Regions from separate parts of the Homo sapiens genome. Here region 1 is linked to region 2. A link is a contact called in ENCODE Hi-C or POLR2A ChIA-PET data. All regions are on one chromosome and are shown on one strand. The core of a region is the stretch at or near the end of the contact, and the rest is flanking DNA. Distances in the headings are between cores, read along the strand shown. Region 1 holds the start of SPPL2A (signal peptide peptidase like 2A). Region 2 holds the start of MFAP1 (microfibril associated protein 1).

Region 1 (7,096 bases), core at 4,103-6,602, 6.9 Mb after region 2:
GGGTTCCAGTGATTCTCCTGCCTCAGCCTCCCATGTAGCTGGGGTTACAGGCACCCACCACCGTGCCCAGCTAATTTGTGTATTTTTAGTAGAGACGGGGTTTCATCATGTTGGCCAGGCTGGTTTCGAACTCCTGACCTCAGGATCTGCCTGCCTCAGCCTCCCAAAGTGCTGGGATTACAAGTATGAGCCACCACACCTGGCCTGATGTCTTTTCTTAAAATGGCACTAATCCTATCATGAGGGTCCCGTCTTCATGAGCTCATCTAAACCTAATGATTTCCTGAAGGACCCATCTCCAAATATCAATACACTGGGGGTTATGGCTTCACCATATGAATTTGGGGTGGGGCTGTTGGGGGTGTGGGGGACACAATTCATTCCACAGCACAGCAGCTCAGCAGATTTCTTACTGCCTGGGTAGCAGAACATACCTACTTTCCCTTGGAGGTTGAGAGAACAGAGCAGAAGAGAAAGAATTGAAGAATCTTTGAGTTGGTGTAGTATACAAAAGGAAGGCAAATTTTCAGCAACAGATTTTTCTGCTGGGGATCCTGATTATCATTTCATTGTATCAAGCTCAAGATGCAGCTATATGCTACTTCAAATTCTTTGAAGAAAAAAAAATCAACAAAACTATTTTTTCATTTGTGTGTGTGTGTGTGTGTGTTTTTAGAGACATGGTCTTCTCTGTCACCCAGGCTGGAGTACAGTGGCGTGATCATAGCTAACTGCAACCTCAAACTCTTGAGCTTAAGTGGTCCTCCTACCTCAGCCTCCCACGTAGCTGGGACTAGAGACACAAGCCACCATGCTCAGCTAATTTTTTAATTTTTTGTAGAGGTGGGGTCTTGCTATGTTGACCAGGCTGGTCTGAAACTCCTAGCCTCAAGCAATCCTCCAAAACAGAACTTTTAAAGACACTATGAGGAAGACTCAGGATTCTTCAAAGAACTTTGAAGCAATTTAAAAAGACAGAGCTGCCGGGCACGGTGGCTCACACCTGCAACCCCACACTTTGGGAGGATGAGGCAGGCAGATCACCTGAGGTCAGTAGTTCGAGAGTAGCCTGACCAATGTGGAGAAACCCCCGTCTCTACTAAAAATACAAAATTAGCTGGGCGTGGTGGTGCATGCTTGTAATCCCAGCCACTGGGGAGGCTGAGGCAGGAGAATTGCTTGTACCCGGGAAGCAGAGGTTGTGATGAGCTGGGATCGCACCATTGCACTTCAGCCTGGGCAACAAGAGTGAAACTCCATCTCAAAAAATAATAATAATAAATAAAATAAAAAGAGCCAGGGCCAAGAGCGGTGGCTCACGCCTGTAATCCTAGCACTTTGGGAGGCCGAGGTGGGTGGATTGCCTGAGCTCAGGAGTTCAAGACCAGCCTGGGCAACACAGTGAAACCCCGTTTCTTCTAAAATACAAAAAATTAGCCGGGCATCACGACGTGCACCTGTAATCCTACTCGGGAGACTGAGGCAGGAGAATTGCTAGAACCCAGGAGGCAGAGGTTGCAGTGAGCCGAGATAAGGCCACTGCAATCCAGCCTAGGCTACAGAGCAAGACTCCATCTCAACAAAAAAAAAAAGAGAGCCAGCATAAACAATATCCATTGTCTTTGAAACAGAATCCCATGACTGCGTCCACACTGAGAAATAAAGTTCTGACCATTGTGACCCAGGGTCGAGGTTGAACTGGGGAAGGAGAGGTGCAAAATGTAATTATGGCAGCCAGGCATGGTGACTCATGTCTGTAATCCCAGCACTTTGGGAGGCCAAGGCAGGAAGATCACCTGAGGTCAGGAGTTCGAGACCAGCCTGGGCAACATGGTGAAACCCCATCTCTACTAAAATTACAAAAATTAGCCAGGTGTGGTGGCAGGCACCTGTAATCCCAGGTACTTGGGAGGCTGAGGCAGGAGAATCACTTGAACCCAGGAGGTGGAGGCTGCAGTGAGCTGAGATCGCACCACTGCACTCCAGCCTGGACGACAGAGCAAGACTCCATCTCAAAAAAAAAAAAAAACAAAAACCCAAAAAATAAAATGTACTTATGGCAAGGTCAAGACACAGCTAACTACCTGCTAGGCGCTCATTTAATTTCTAGACCTAATGGGTTTAAAAAATATTAAAACAGCCAGATGTGCTGTAGCTTCAGTTCAAAATACACAGTGAGGTCACTCTGATGTGAAGATGACAAGATGAGGAGGGTAGGCAAATGATCTTTAAGGGCCTTTCCAATACTAAATCCTCTGCCTCTTCTAGATGGATGTGCCAGTGGTTTCTGAAGACTACGTGCTGCTTCCATTATAGATGAGGATGTTGGCCCTGTTATTACATGACTAAGGGGAAGCAGTGCCAGTTTCTTTTTTTCTTTTCTTTTTTTTTTTTTTTGAGATGGAGTCTCGCTCTGTCACACAGGCTGGAGTGCAGTGGCACGATCTTGGCTTACTGCAACCTCTGCCTCCCGGGTTCAAGCAATTCTTCCGCCTCAGCCTCCCAAGTAGCTGGGATAACAGGCACGCACCACCACGCCCGGCTAATTTTTTTTTTTTTGTATTTTTTTTTAGTAGAGACGGGGTTTCACCATATTGGCCAGGCTGGTCTCAAACTCCTGACCTTGTGATCCACCCACCTGGACCTCTCAAAGTGCTGGGATGACAGGCGTGAGCCACCACGCCCGGACAAGTAGTGCCAGTTTCAAGAGCCCAGAGAGGAGAAATGAAATGATTGAGCTGGCATCACTAATCAAAGGAACTCAGAAAGGCTACCTAGAGCTGTAAAATTAGGGAAGAGGAATAAACAAAGGGCTTCAGGGAGAAAATGGTAGAAGACTTCAGACAGAGTTGGAGGAAAGGAACTAGGTATCCAGAAAGGAGAAAGAACTCCAGCTGAGGAAAAGGAAACCAGATCTACCCAAGTTCTCAGAACACGAAAGGAATGAGAAAGAACATCTCAGGAAATTAAAGGAAGGAGGAACCAAGAAGAAAACAAATCCATAAAGAAATCAACAAGAAATAGAAAAATCAGTGATACTAGCTGGTATCGAAAAAAGATCCTTACAATTTAAACAGATATTGTCAGTTTATTCAGTCATCAGGACATTACATCCCATATAATAAGATGCACACCAAACATTTGCAGTGTAGAAAAATGTTACTTAATCTTCACAACAACCCTAGAACCGAGGAATATAGAACCCGAGATTACCATGGTGAGGTACAACAAAGCACATAGGTGCAATATAAAAGGCCTAAAATCGCCGGGCATGGTGGCTCACGCCTGTAATCCCAGCACTTTGGGAGGCCGAGGAGGGTGGATCACGAGGTCAGGAGTTCGAGACCAGCCTGACCAACATAGTGAAACCCCCATCTCTACTAAAAATACAAAAATTAGCTGGGCATGGTGGTGCTTGCCTGTGATCCCAGCTACTCGGGAGGCTGAGGCAGGAGAATTGCTTGAACCTGGGAGGCGGAGGTTGCAGTGAGCCGAGATCGCGCCACTGCACTCCAGCCTGGGCGACAGAGTGAGACTCCGTCTCGAAAAAAACAAAAACAACAACAAAAAAAGGCCTAAAATCCAGAACGTGGGAGACAGCCTAGATACAATTTAGAACAGGGATGATCTTTAGATTTGTGAAGGCTATGAAATCAAATGACAAGTCTACTTAAGTAGAGTTTTCTGGTGAGAGGGCTCAGGGCCTTTAATAAGAATTTCAATGTGAGTTTATGAGGAACTGATGTATCACTAAGCTATTAATTTATGTTGAGAAGGGATTAGTACGAATGTGATATTCATTCTTAAAATCAGCTCAAGAGATTCAAATGAAAATGAATGCAAAAACACTTTGAAAAGTTTTATATCTAGGTTATAGTTTTGCATACATCTACATACTATCTGAATATCTTTTGGACATAAGTATTATCTGTCTGATTACACAGTAAACACCTTAAAGACTCCGACTAACACTGCTACTTTGTTGCTCTTTTTATATCGAACTCCCCTCCCCCAGCAATTTTTAGATACATTCTCTCAGGTTCCTGATGTTGCCTGTCAAAGTTATGAATACACCAAAAGGCACTTACTTTTTGGCTTAGATTTTGGTTTTTCAATAAATATTAAAGACACTTTTGTATTCACTAATACTAACCCCTTAAACTGGAGAGTCAGCAAAACAGTCTTTCAAAGAAATCACACATTCTAATAGAACGAAACAAGCTTACACGACACCAATTCTGTAATAAATAACATGCGTAAGTTTCCAACCTGAAACTCCCTAAGTAAAAGTCACTAGAAACAAAAACTGAAACACCGGGTTCCTGACACCCCACTCCCACACTGAAGCTCGAATTACTTGAGGCTGAATTTTAAAACACTATTACTTCTCTGTGACTATGAAAACAAATCTATGAACACATATTTCTTACTTACATTTAACCGACGCTCCCCACCCATCCCTTTAAATTAGGCAGAAAACTGAAAACCACTAAAAGCATTACATTTTGGTGTCTTCTTTTAAAAGTTATTTTAAATTACTGCTATTAAAACCCCCCCTCCAAAAAAAAAAAACCCTCATAACAGAATCAAATGAGCCCTAAGGCGAAGCAGGAGCTACAGTGGGGGAAGGGAATTTTAAAAAGACATCCGTGTTAGTGCAATTAAAGTGCAGTCCTCGAACCGCTAAACATACTGGCGCCTTGTATAATTTTTTTTTCTTCCCAAGGGTAAAAAGCGGTAAGAAAGGCTTAGACAATAAAACCCAGAGGTCAATTTTAAATATGCTGGGACAGTGAGCAACTATCGAGAAGCATCAAGGTCAACGCAACCTAAGGGGCTCCTCTGATCTTTTTGCGGTAGGTATTTCGCCAGACTTCAATGGGCGGGAACCGAGTGGGGGGCGGGAAAGTTGGGGGAAAGAGGGTGGAAAAGAGGAGGGTGGAAGGAAAGAGATGAGTAATGGAAAGAGGAGGGGAGGAAAGAGGAGTGCGAGAGCAGGCCGCGGAGGTGCGGGCAGAGGGGAGGCCGGGCGAGGAGTAGGGGAAGGGAGCCCCGGCCTTGGCCCCGGCCCCGCCCAGCCCCTGGGAGGCCTGCGCGCCTTCCCGCCCCCTTACCAGCTGGAGCAGGAAGCCCCAGAGTAGGGCGGCCCCGGCAGGGGACAGCCGCCGCTGCGGCCCCATCGGACTGGTGGGTGCCGGGTGGGACGGCACGGTGCGGCGCAGCTCACTCGGCGGGGTAGGCTCGGAGTCCCGCCGCTGCGCTGCCTCCGTGGCCGGACCGGACCGGACAGGCGCGGGCGGCCGGGCTACGACTGGACCGCCGCTGCTACAGCGGCCGCCACAGCAGCGCGACTTCCTCTTCCGGCCCCGCCCGTAAGATGCGGAAACCCCCGCGCCGGGCTCGGAGAGTCCCAGCGCTCTCCCGGTATCCAGGCGTCCCGGCGTCCCGGCGCTACGAGGCCACCGGCTGCGGGTCTGAGCCTGTCGCTTTCCGGCTGCCCGACTTTAACTCACACCGAAGCCTGGCGGGAGAACGGATTTCTCAAGGCTCGGAAGTGTCTGAGCGTCTGCTCGGTTCCCCAGTAACTACCCGAGTGTTGCATGCAGCCAGAAATCTAAGGGTCACCCTAATTCATCTGCCTGTCATTTGTTCCTGGCCACTCTGACTCACCACATAACCCAGATCCATCCACTTTCTCCAGAACTGCTGCCACCACTCTATCCAGGCCACCAACTTCCCTCTCCTCCAAACGGGTCTCAGTTTCCCCTCCGGACAGCCCAGTAGCCACATAACAGTCCCAGAGCCATCTTTCAAAACATATAAGTCAGATCATGTCTCTCTCTATCACACTTGGAATAAAATAAAAACTTGGCCGGGTGTGATGGCTCACACCTGTAATACCAGCATTTGGATGGCCGAGGTGGGCGGATCACAAGGTCAAGAAATCGAGACCATCCTGGCCAACATGGTGGAACCAAGTCTGTACTAAAAATACAAAAAATTAGCTGGGCGTGGTGGCACGCACCTGTCGTCCCAGCTACTCGGGAGGCGGAGGCAGTAGAATCGCTTGAACCGGGTAGGCGGAGGTTGCAGTGAGCCGAGATTGTGCCACTGCACTCCAACCTGGGCGACAGAGCGAGACTCGGTCTCCAAAAAAAAAAAAAAAAAAAAATCAAAACTCTACTCTAGCCTGCAAAGGTAAATCTGGCCCCTGCCTTCCTGTCTCCCCATCTTCACTACTTTCCCACACTTTAAGGCGCACGGACCTTTGGCCCTCCCGGCCTTTGCTCTGGTGGGCCGCCCGGACTTTGCTCTGGTAGTCCTCCCTGCTGGAGTGCTCTTCTCTCCAAAGCTCAGAATGCCTGCCTTGTTGACATTCACTTATCAGCTTCAATGTCGCTTCCCCAGACGGGACTTCCTGACATACCCAATCTAAAGTACCTGTCCAGTCACTTTCTTTTCTTTTCCTTTCTCTTTTTTTTTTTTTTTTTTTTTTGAGACGGAGTTTCGCTTTTCTTGCCCAGGCCGGAGTGCGATGGTGCAATCTCGGCACACTGCAACCTCCGCCTCCCAGGTTCAAGCAATTCTCCTGCCTCAGCCTCCCCAGTAGCTGGGATTACAGGCGCGTGCCACCACACCCGGCTAATTTTGTATTTTTAGTAGAGACGGGGTTTCACCATGTTGGTCAGGCTGGTCTCAAACTCTCGACCTCAGGTGATCCACCCGCTTTGGCCTCCCAAAGTGTTGGGATTACAGGCATGAGCCACCGCACCCGGCCTGTCCAGTCACTTTCATATTATTGTTTATTTTAATTATCTGCACAGCACTTTTCATTCTATGTATAGGTTCATTTATTTATGCCACCTCCCACTTCATAGCAAGGGGTGTCTTTGCTTTGTTGACTGCTATACCCTTTACATCTACAGTATTTGGCATATAGTAGGTCCTCAGATATTTGTTGGATGAATATTTAATATCAAATGCTGAATAGGACAGTGTGCCTGCCACCCCACAGCTCATAGTTTAACGAGGGACACAGATGTGTGAGCAAACACAGTTCAGGGTGAGTAGTGACTCTTGTTTGCACAAGATGTTA
Region 2 (7,486 bases), core at 1,569-4,068:
GATATACAAAAAAAAGCTAAAACCATACAAGATAAAGTTGATAAATCTGATAATACTAAAACTAGAAACGTGTGTAAGAGAAGACTCCATAATTAAAAGACAAGCCAAAAAATGGGGAAACGTATACTATAGATTTGGAATATATAAAAACAAAGCAAACAGAAAGTGGGTAACTGACAGAAACAGGTAATTCATGGAAAAGAAAATCTAGAGAGCTTATTAGACACATGAACAAGATGCCCAGCATCGGCCGGACGCAGTAGCTCTATGGTGAGCCGAGATGGAGCCATTGCACTCCAGCTTGGTCAACAAGAGTGAAACTCTTTCTCAAAAAAAAAAAAAAAAAAAGCCCAGCATCACTAGTAATCAGGGGAATGCAAATTAGAATAATGAGATACCATTTCACACCTGTTAGATTGGGCAAAAAATGTAAAAATCTGATACAACCAAGTGTGTAGATGATGAATATATGGGAAATAAAGCTCTTAGGTTCTCAAAGTTTGTTTTCTTTTTTTTCTTTGAGACAGAGTCTTGCTCTGTTGGCCAGGCTGGAGTGCAGTGGCATGATCTTGGCTCCATGAAACCTCCACCTGCCGGGTTCAAGTGATTCTCCTGCCTCAGCCTTCCAAACAGCTGGGATTACAGGCGTGCGCCATCACACCCGGCTAATTTTTGTATTTTTAGTAGAGACGGGGTTTCACCATGTTGGCCAGGCTGGTCTCAAACTCCTGACCTCAGGTGATCCACCCATCTCGGCCTCCCAAAGTGCTGGGATTACAGGCCTGAGGCATCACGCCCAGCCTTTGTTTTAACAGACAGGGTCTTGATCTGTTGCTTAGGTTGGAGTGTAATGGCACAATCATAGCTCATTGCATCTTTGAACTTTCGAGCATAAGTGATCCTCCTGCTTTGGCTTCCCCCAAGTAGCAGGAGCACATCACTACATCCCGCTAATTTTTAATTATTATTATTATTATTATTTTTGAGACGAAGTCTTGCTCTTGTCCCCCAGGCTGGAGTGCAATGGTGCGATCTCGGCTCACTGCAACCTCTGCCCCCTGAGTTCAAGTGATTCTCCTGCCTCAGCCTACCGAGTAGCTGGGATTACAGGCGCCTGCCACCACACCTGGCTAATTTTTGTATTTTTAGTAGAGACGGTTTCACCACGTTGGCCAGGTTGGTCTCGAACTCTTGACCTCAGGTGATCCACCAGCCTCAGCCTCCCAAAGTGCTGGGATTACAGGCGTGAGCCACCGCGCCGGGCCCTAATTTTTATTTTTGCAGAGATTGGCGGGGGTGGGGGGTGGTCTCGCTATGTTGCCCAAGCTGGTCTTGAACTCCTGGCCTCAAGCGATCCTCCTGCCTCAGCCTCCCGAAGTGCTGAGATTACAGGTGTAAGCCACTGTGCTCCACAAATTCTTATGTTCTTATAACTTACTTTGGGGAGCAATTGGCAACAGGTACTAAATAAAGCTAGTATTGGCTAGAGAATGACAATTGCAGAACTTTCTTTTTTTTTTTTTGAGAGAGTGTCTCACACTGTGGCCCAGGCTGGAGTGCAATGGTGCGATCTCTGCTCACTGCGACCTCCACCTCCCGGGTTCAAGCAATTCTCCTGCCTCAGATTCCCAAGTAGCTGGGATTACAGGTACCCACCACCATGCATGGCTAATTTTTTGTATTTTTAGTAGAGACGGGGTTTCGCCATGATCGCCAGGCTGTCTTGAACTCCTGACCTCAGGTGTTCAGCCCGCCTCAGCCTCCCAAAGTGCTGGGTTTATGGGCATAAGACACCGTGCCTGGCCGCAGCACTTTTTTGAACAAGGGGACAACCACCTGCCTCTCAGTAGGGAATAAAGTGTGGATTACAGTTTATTTTATACAATGGAATTCATAAGCTGTTAAGATGAATGAATTAGATGTATAGGGATCCAAAGATAATTCTCAAAAGCCATGTTGAGACTAGATACGGCGGCATCTACTCGGGAGGCTGAGGCAGGAGGACAGCCTGAGCCCCAGGAATTCGAGTCCAGCCTGGGCAGCATAAGCAGACTTCTATGGACAGCAAAAGAGGGACTGTATCCCGCACAATGCCCTGCCAACAGGCATTCTCTATCTATCTATCTAGTCTGATATTATATACATATTCTGATATATACTTAAGTTCCTAATTATTAGATTAATAATATACTTAAGTTCCTAAGTAATTACACTAATAATACATAAATTCTTGTAATTATATGTAATTAGTGATATTATATTCTAATCATAATATATATTAGACTAATACATATATTCTAGCATATATATATTAGACATATATATTCTGATATATACTTAAGTTCCTAATGTTTTTATATGTGTAATATATATTATATATATGTAACATTAGTCTAAGGAATTTGTGGAGGCTAACAGAAGAGAGGTGCTTGCTGAATACGAGAGCAGGCCACAGGAACAAGATCGGATGCAAGTGGGTGGGGGTGGAAAGATCGAAGAATCTGGCAGCCAGATCTCAAGAGCTGGCGGGGTTGGAGTGGTCTGTCCGGGAGAGGTCTGGAGGTTGCTGGGGCCGGAAGGGGTTAAAATTCGACTGGGAAGAGGGTGTTAGCACCGTACCTTTCTCATTGCGAACTGGGACGGCCCCAGCCGTAGACTGAATGGGCGGTTGCTTCATGAGAGCGCTTGGGACCGACATGTTGATGGCAGCGACGGTGATTCCCGAAACTTGACTAATTCCAAACAGTGAACACCAGCAACGTCAACGAAGAGAAGAAATTCCTTCCACCTGAGTCCGCGAACACAGCTGCGCGACTGATAGAGAAACTACTTACGGCTGAGCTAGATAAACCGGAAATACGTGACGAGAGGATTGTGGGATGGTGGACGACGTTTGGGCGCCCACAGCTAGGAAGTCGAGTCGGTTTCTGCGCATGCTCATTGGCTGCCCGCATGTCCTCTACGTCGCAGAATTTGGAAGCAGCTTTTGGCGGGAAATTTTGCTTCCTTTGGGCTTTGCTGTTAGGACTCTGCGGTGAGGAAGGTTCGAATGAAAGATTTTACGTGTTAGCTTGGTTTGAAGCCAAGAACGGTATAGTGAATAAGAAACTCAGGCGACAGTGAGTTACTGTTTGAATGGCTTGTTGAAAGCTCAGAAGAAGTAGAGTTTGATGGAATAAAAATCTTGCCAGTAGTATCCGATTAGCTTAGTTCATAAGGCCAGGGTGGGCTGTGGTGCGGTATTTGGTTTCACAGGGCAGGTGGTGCTGATTTAGGCCAGTGACCGAAAAAAAAAAAAAAAAAACTCCCGAGGTGCCTGGGACATTGCCCACCTGAAATCCCAAAACTCCACTTTTTTAGGCTTTCAGGTTTTTCCAGTTTCTGGAAACTACCTATTAAAATACATTCCTGGCTAGAAAATGTTTGTATTTAAATATCTAAGTAATTATTATTCTTTTGAGACTGTCTTTTTCTGTCACCCAGGCTGGAGTGCAGTGGCTCGATCTCAGCTCACTGCAGTCTCCACCTCCCGGGTTTAAGCAATTCTCGTGCCTCAGCCTTCTGATTAGCTGGGATTACAGGCGCCTGCCACCACTCCCTGCTGATTTTTGTATTTTTAGTAGAGACGAGGTTTCACCATGTTGGCCAGGCTTAAGTGATCCGCCCACTCCGGCCTCCCACAGTGCTGAGTGTTGGCGTGGGCCACCACTCCCGGCTAATTTTTGTATTTTTAGTAGAGGCAGGGTTTCGCCATGTTGCCCAGGCTGGTCTTGAACTCCTGACCTCAGATGATCCACCTACCTCGGCCTCCCCAAAGTGCTGGGATTACAGAGGTGAGCCACCGCACCCGGCCTATTTAAGAACTCTTTAAGGACTTACAGGATAATAACAGAAGCAGCTCCAATTTACAAGCTGAGTCGTGTTAAAAAATATATATAATATTGGCTAATTGGAAAGTCAGGACACATTTCACAGTAGAAAGGACTTTATAACTGCGGGGGAGACAAGGGACAGTAGGAACAAAGTCTTAAAGTCCAGAAACAGTATGTTTTATACAGGACACCATGAAAAGTTTGGTTTTATCAGTAATTTTTGAGTCATGAGGGGCCTTGAAGTTGCTATTAATATGATTAACCCAAATTACTTCACCTGTGTTCTACAATTGGGCCTTGAGTGGGAGAAGAAATGAAACTGGACAAATCTCAGGCAAGGAACAGTGTGGGACCCAACTAAGCAACCAAGGAAACAGTTTTGGGCTAGAAGGAACCTTAAAGAGAATAGCCAGAATCTTATTTTATTATTTATAGAAGAGGGTCTTGCTCTGTCGCTCAGGCTGGAGTTCCGCGCAATCACGGCTCACTGTGGCCTCATCCTTCTAGGTTCAAGCCATTTTCCCACCCCTGCCTTCTGAGTAGCTGGGACTACAGACGTACAACACCACGCTGGGCTAATTTTTGTATTTTTTATAGAGATGGGGTCTCACTATGTTGCCCAGGCTGGTTTGGAACTCCTGGGCCCAAGTGATCCACTCCTCTCGGCCTCTCAAAGTGTTGGGATTACAGGCGTTAGCCACCGCTCCCGGCCTGTTAGTGTTTTTCAAAGCGACATCCCAGTACCACCAGAATCAAAATCACCAGTCAAAGGTAAAAATGTCAGTTCAGCCCCAGGACATCCCTAAAGAATTTGAGTCTAGGGCTTTAAGACAGCATTTTTTTTTTTTTGAGACGGAGTCTCACTCTTGTTGCCCAGACTGGAGTGCAATGGCGCGATCTCAGCTCACTGCAACCTCTGCCCCCTGGGTTCAAGCAATTCTGCCTCAGCCTCCTGAGTAACTGGGATTACAGGCACGCGCCACCAAGCCCGGCTAATTTTTGTAATTTTAGTAGAGACGGGGTTTCGTCATGTTGGCCAGGCTGGTCTCAAACTCCTGACCTCAGGTGATCCGCCGCCTCAGCCTCCCAAAGTGCTTAGGATTACAGGCGGGAGCCACCGCGCCTGGCCAAGGCGGCCTTCTTAAGAAGCGCGCGTAAAACCCCAACTTCCTGCTCTGGCGCTGCGGCCGCTGGGGATCTGAGTGGGCTCCGCCCCGCCTCGGACCCGCCCCTCCCGGCCTCCCGCCGCAATCTTGGCGGGAAGGCGCCGGCCGCTAAGAAGCCGAAAGATGTCCAGGTCGGGCGCGGCGGCTGAGAAGGCGGACTCCAGACAGCGACCCCAGATGAAGGTGAGAAACGGACTGGTGCTTCCAAGGTGTGCTCCTGCCTCGGTTTTTGTGAGGGTTATGCGGGACACAGGCCCAGGAGGTCGAGGGCACCTGGCACCGGGGGTAGGCGGGGGATCCCTGCCCTTAGGCCTTCAGCTTTGACGAAAGGTTCTTATCAATAACCCGAGAAATAGTGGGAGAGTCACATCTGGGATTCCCTTTCTTCAACCTTCTGCGTTTTCTTCTGCCACAGTTATGATCGGCTTCACACTCTTTAAATAATTCCAGACAATCCGCAGCTGACAGTTGGGGTATTTGCCCCAGTCACAAATGCTAGTCATTATTATTATTGGTCTGGAAAACTTATGGGCAAATGTGCCCAGTAAGTGAATTCTACTGAGGTTAAGGTTAGTGAATTACATATCTAGGATTTTGGAGGGGAAAATAAGTTTTCTTACGAAGGGTGTCAATTTGGATTTATTTATTTTTTTGAGCTTAAGTCTCACTCTGTTGCCCAGGCTGGAGGGCAGTGGTGTGATCTCGGCTCACTGCAACCTCCGTCTCCCGGGTTCAAGTGATTCTTCTGCCTCAGCCTCCTGAGTAGCTGGGACTACAGGCGTGTGCCACTATGCCCAGCTAATTTTTGTATTTTTAGTAGAGACAGGTGGTTTCATTATGTTAGCCAGGATGGTCTCGATCTCCTGACCTCGCGATCTGCCCGATTGGGCCTCCCAAAGTGCTGGGATTACAGGCGTGAGCCACTGCACCTGGCCTCAATTTGGATTTATATTGTCTTTGGGAAATGGGAATTATTAGATCTGTTAGGGATCCTGTAAGAAAAGGCACAGGACTTGGAGTTCTAATATTCTGTTTTCTTTTATTGATCTGAATAGGTAAATGAATATAAAGAAAATCAAAACATCGCTTATGTGTCTCTGAGACCAGCACAGACTACAGTTTTAATAAAAACAGCTAAGGTCTATCTTGCCCCCTTTTCACTCAGTAATTACCAGCTAGACCAGCTTATGTGCCCCAAATCCCTATCAGAAAAGAATTCTAACAATGAAGTGGCGTGTAAGAAGACTAAAATAAAGAAAACTTGCAGAAGGATTATACCTCCAAAGATGAAAAACACATCTTCCAAGGCAGAATCCACGCTGCAAAATTCATCCTCAGCTGTTCATACTGAAAGTAACAAGCTACAACCCAAGAGAACGGCAGATGCGATGAATCTCAGTGTTGATGTGGAAAGTAGTCAGGATGGAGACAGTGATGAAGATACCACACCATCCCTGGTAAGAACTTAATTAGTAGCTTGTTCTGGTTTCTCTTTTTTGAAATTTGAAGTTCTGATAAATCGAAGTTTTTCGAGGATCTCTCTGGTACAAACAAGTTATTTCATCATCTAATGTAAGTATAAATGTAATAATACATTTTTATTATTTTTAAGGTTTAACAAATAACTTCCTTGGGTTATTTTTGCTCTTGCTGTTGATGTGTCAATGAAAGGATTGACTTAATCTTTACTCTGCTTCCTTTTTTCTTTCTCTAAACTAACTGCATATATTTTTGGGTTTAGTCATACTTTATGGTGCCTTTCTCACCTTTACATGTTTATGTACAGTATATCAGAAGTCATCAGTTTGTGGGACATGGTATTGACTGACCTTTGATATCAGGGTAGGGAAACATAAATTGATTCTATGGTTGTGTTGAATAATATTTCCTTTAAATGCAAAACGAGACAAATGACAGAGTAGGTAAGATACATGAGAAACACATTTGTTCTGTGTAATTCCAATCAATTTAAGGAATTTGGTGTGTAATTTTTTTCTTTTTTTTTTTTTTGGAGACAGAGTCTCGCTCTGTCGCCCAGGCCAGAGTGCAGTGACGCTATCTCGGCTCACTGCAACCTCGGCCTCCCAGTTTTAATAGATTGTCCTGCTTCAGCCTCCTGAGTAGCTGGGATTACAGGCGCGTGCCACCACACCTGGTTAATTTTGTGTTTTTAGTAGAGACGGGGTTTCACCATGTTTGTCAGGCTGGTCTCTAACTCCTGACCTTGTGATCCACCCGCCTCAGCCTCCCAAAGTGCTGGGATTACAGGGGTGAGCCACTGCGCCCAGCCTGGTCTGTAATTCTTTTGGCTTCTGCTGCCTACCAGGAGCGCCGTGCTCCATTCAAAGTGACAAATTTTAACTGGACAAGATAAAACATACATAGCACATGACACAATGTTGATGGAACTCAGAAAACAGAAAATGATCCTAGGGAAAGGGAGATACT

What was found. A loop is a pair of places that touch in the nucleus more often than their neighbours do. ChIA-PET counts read pairs that join two places held with the same protein, here RNA polymerase II (POLR2A).
Region 1: a map of naive thymus-derived CD4-positive, alpha-beta T cell shows a loop between it and region 2 (12-fold over the local background). The contact joins the promoter of SPPL2A here to the promoter of MFAP1 in region 2. A Hi-C loop is called at or near these places in 1 of 168 maps with a recorded cell type or tissue (naive thymus-derived CD4-positive, alpha-beta T cell). POLR2A ChIA-PET finds 5 or more read pairs at or near these places in 1 of 52 experiments (GM10248).

What each region holds. Positions count from the first base shown.
Region 1 is chr15:50,760,354-50,767,449 of GRCh38, forward strand. It overlaps SPPL2A (signal peptide peptidase like 2A), which reads right to left and starts at 5,353. Exons shown (of 15, transcript NM_032802.4): 1 at 5,115-5,353. The coding sequence starts at 5,180. RefSeq lists a silencer at 4,928-5,387.
Region 2 is chr15:43,821,872-43,829,357 of GRCh38, forward strand. MFAP1 (microfibril associated protein 1) reads right to left here and starts at 2,819. Exons shown (of 9, transcript NM_005926.3): 1 at 2,620-2,819. The coding sequence starts at 2,698. It overlaps WDR76 (WD repeat domain 76), which reads left to right and starts at 5,131. Exons shown (of 13, transcript NM_024908.4): 1 at 5,131-5,221; 2 at 6,094-6,495. The coding sequence starts at 5,162. RefSeq lists enhancers at 2,623-2,882, 2,635-3,266 and a silencer at 5,100-5,159.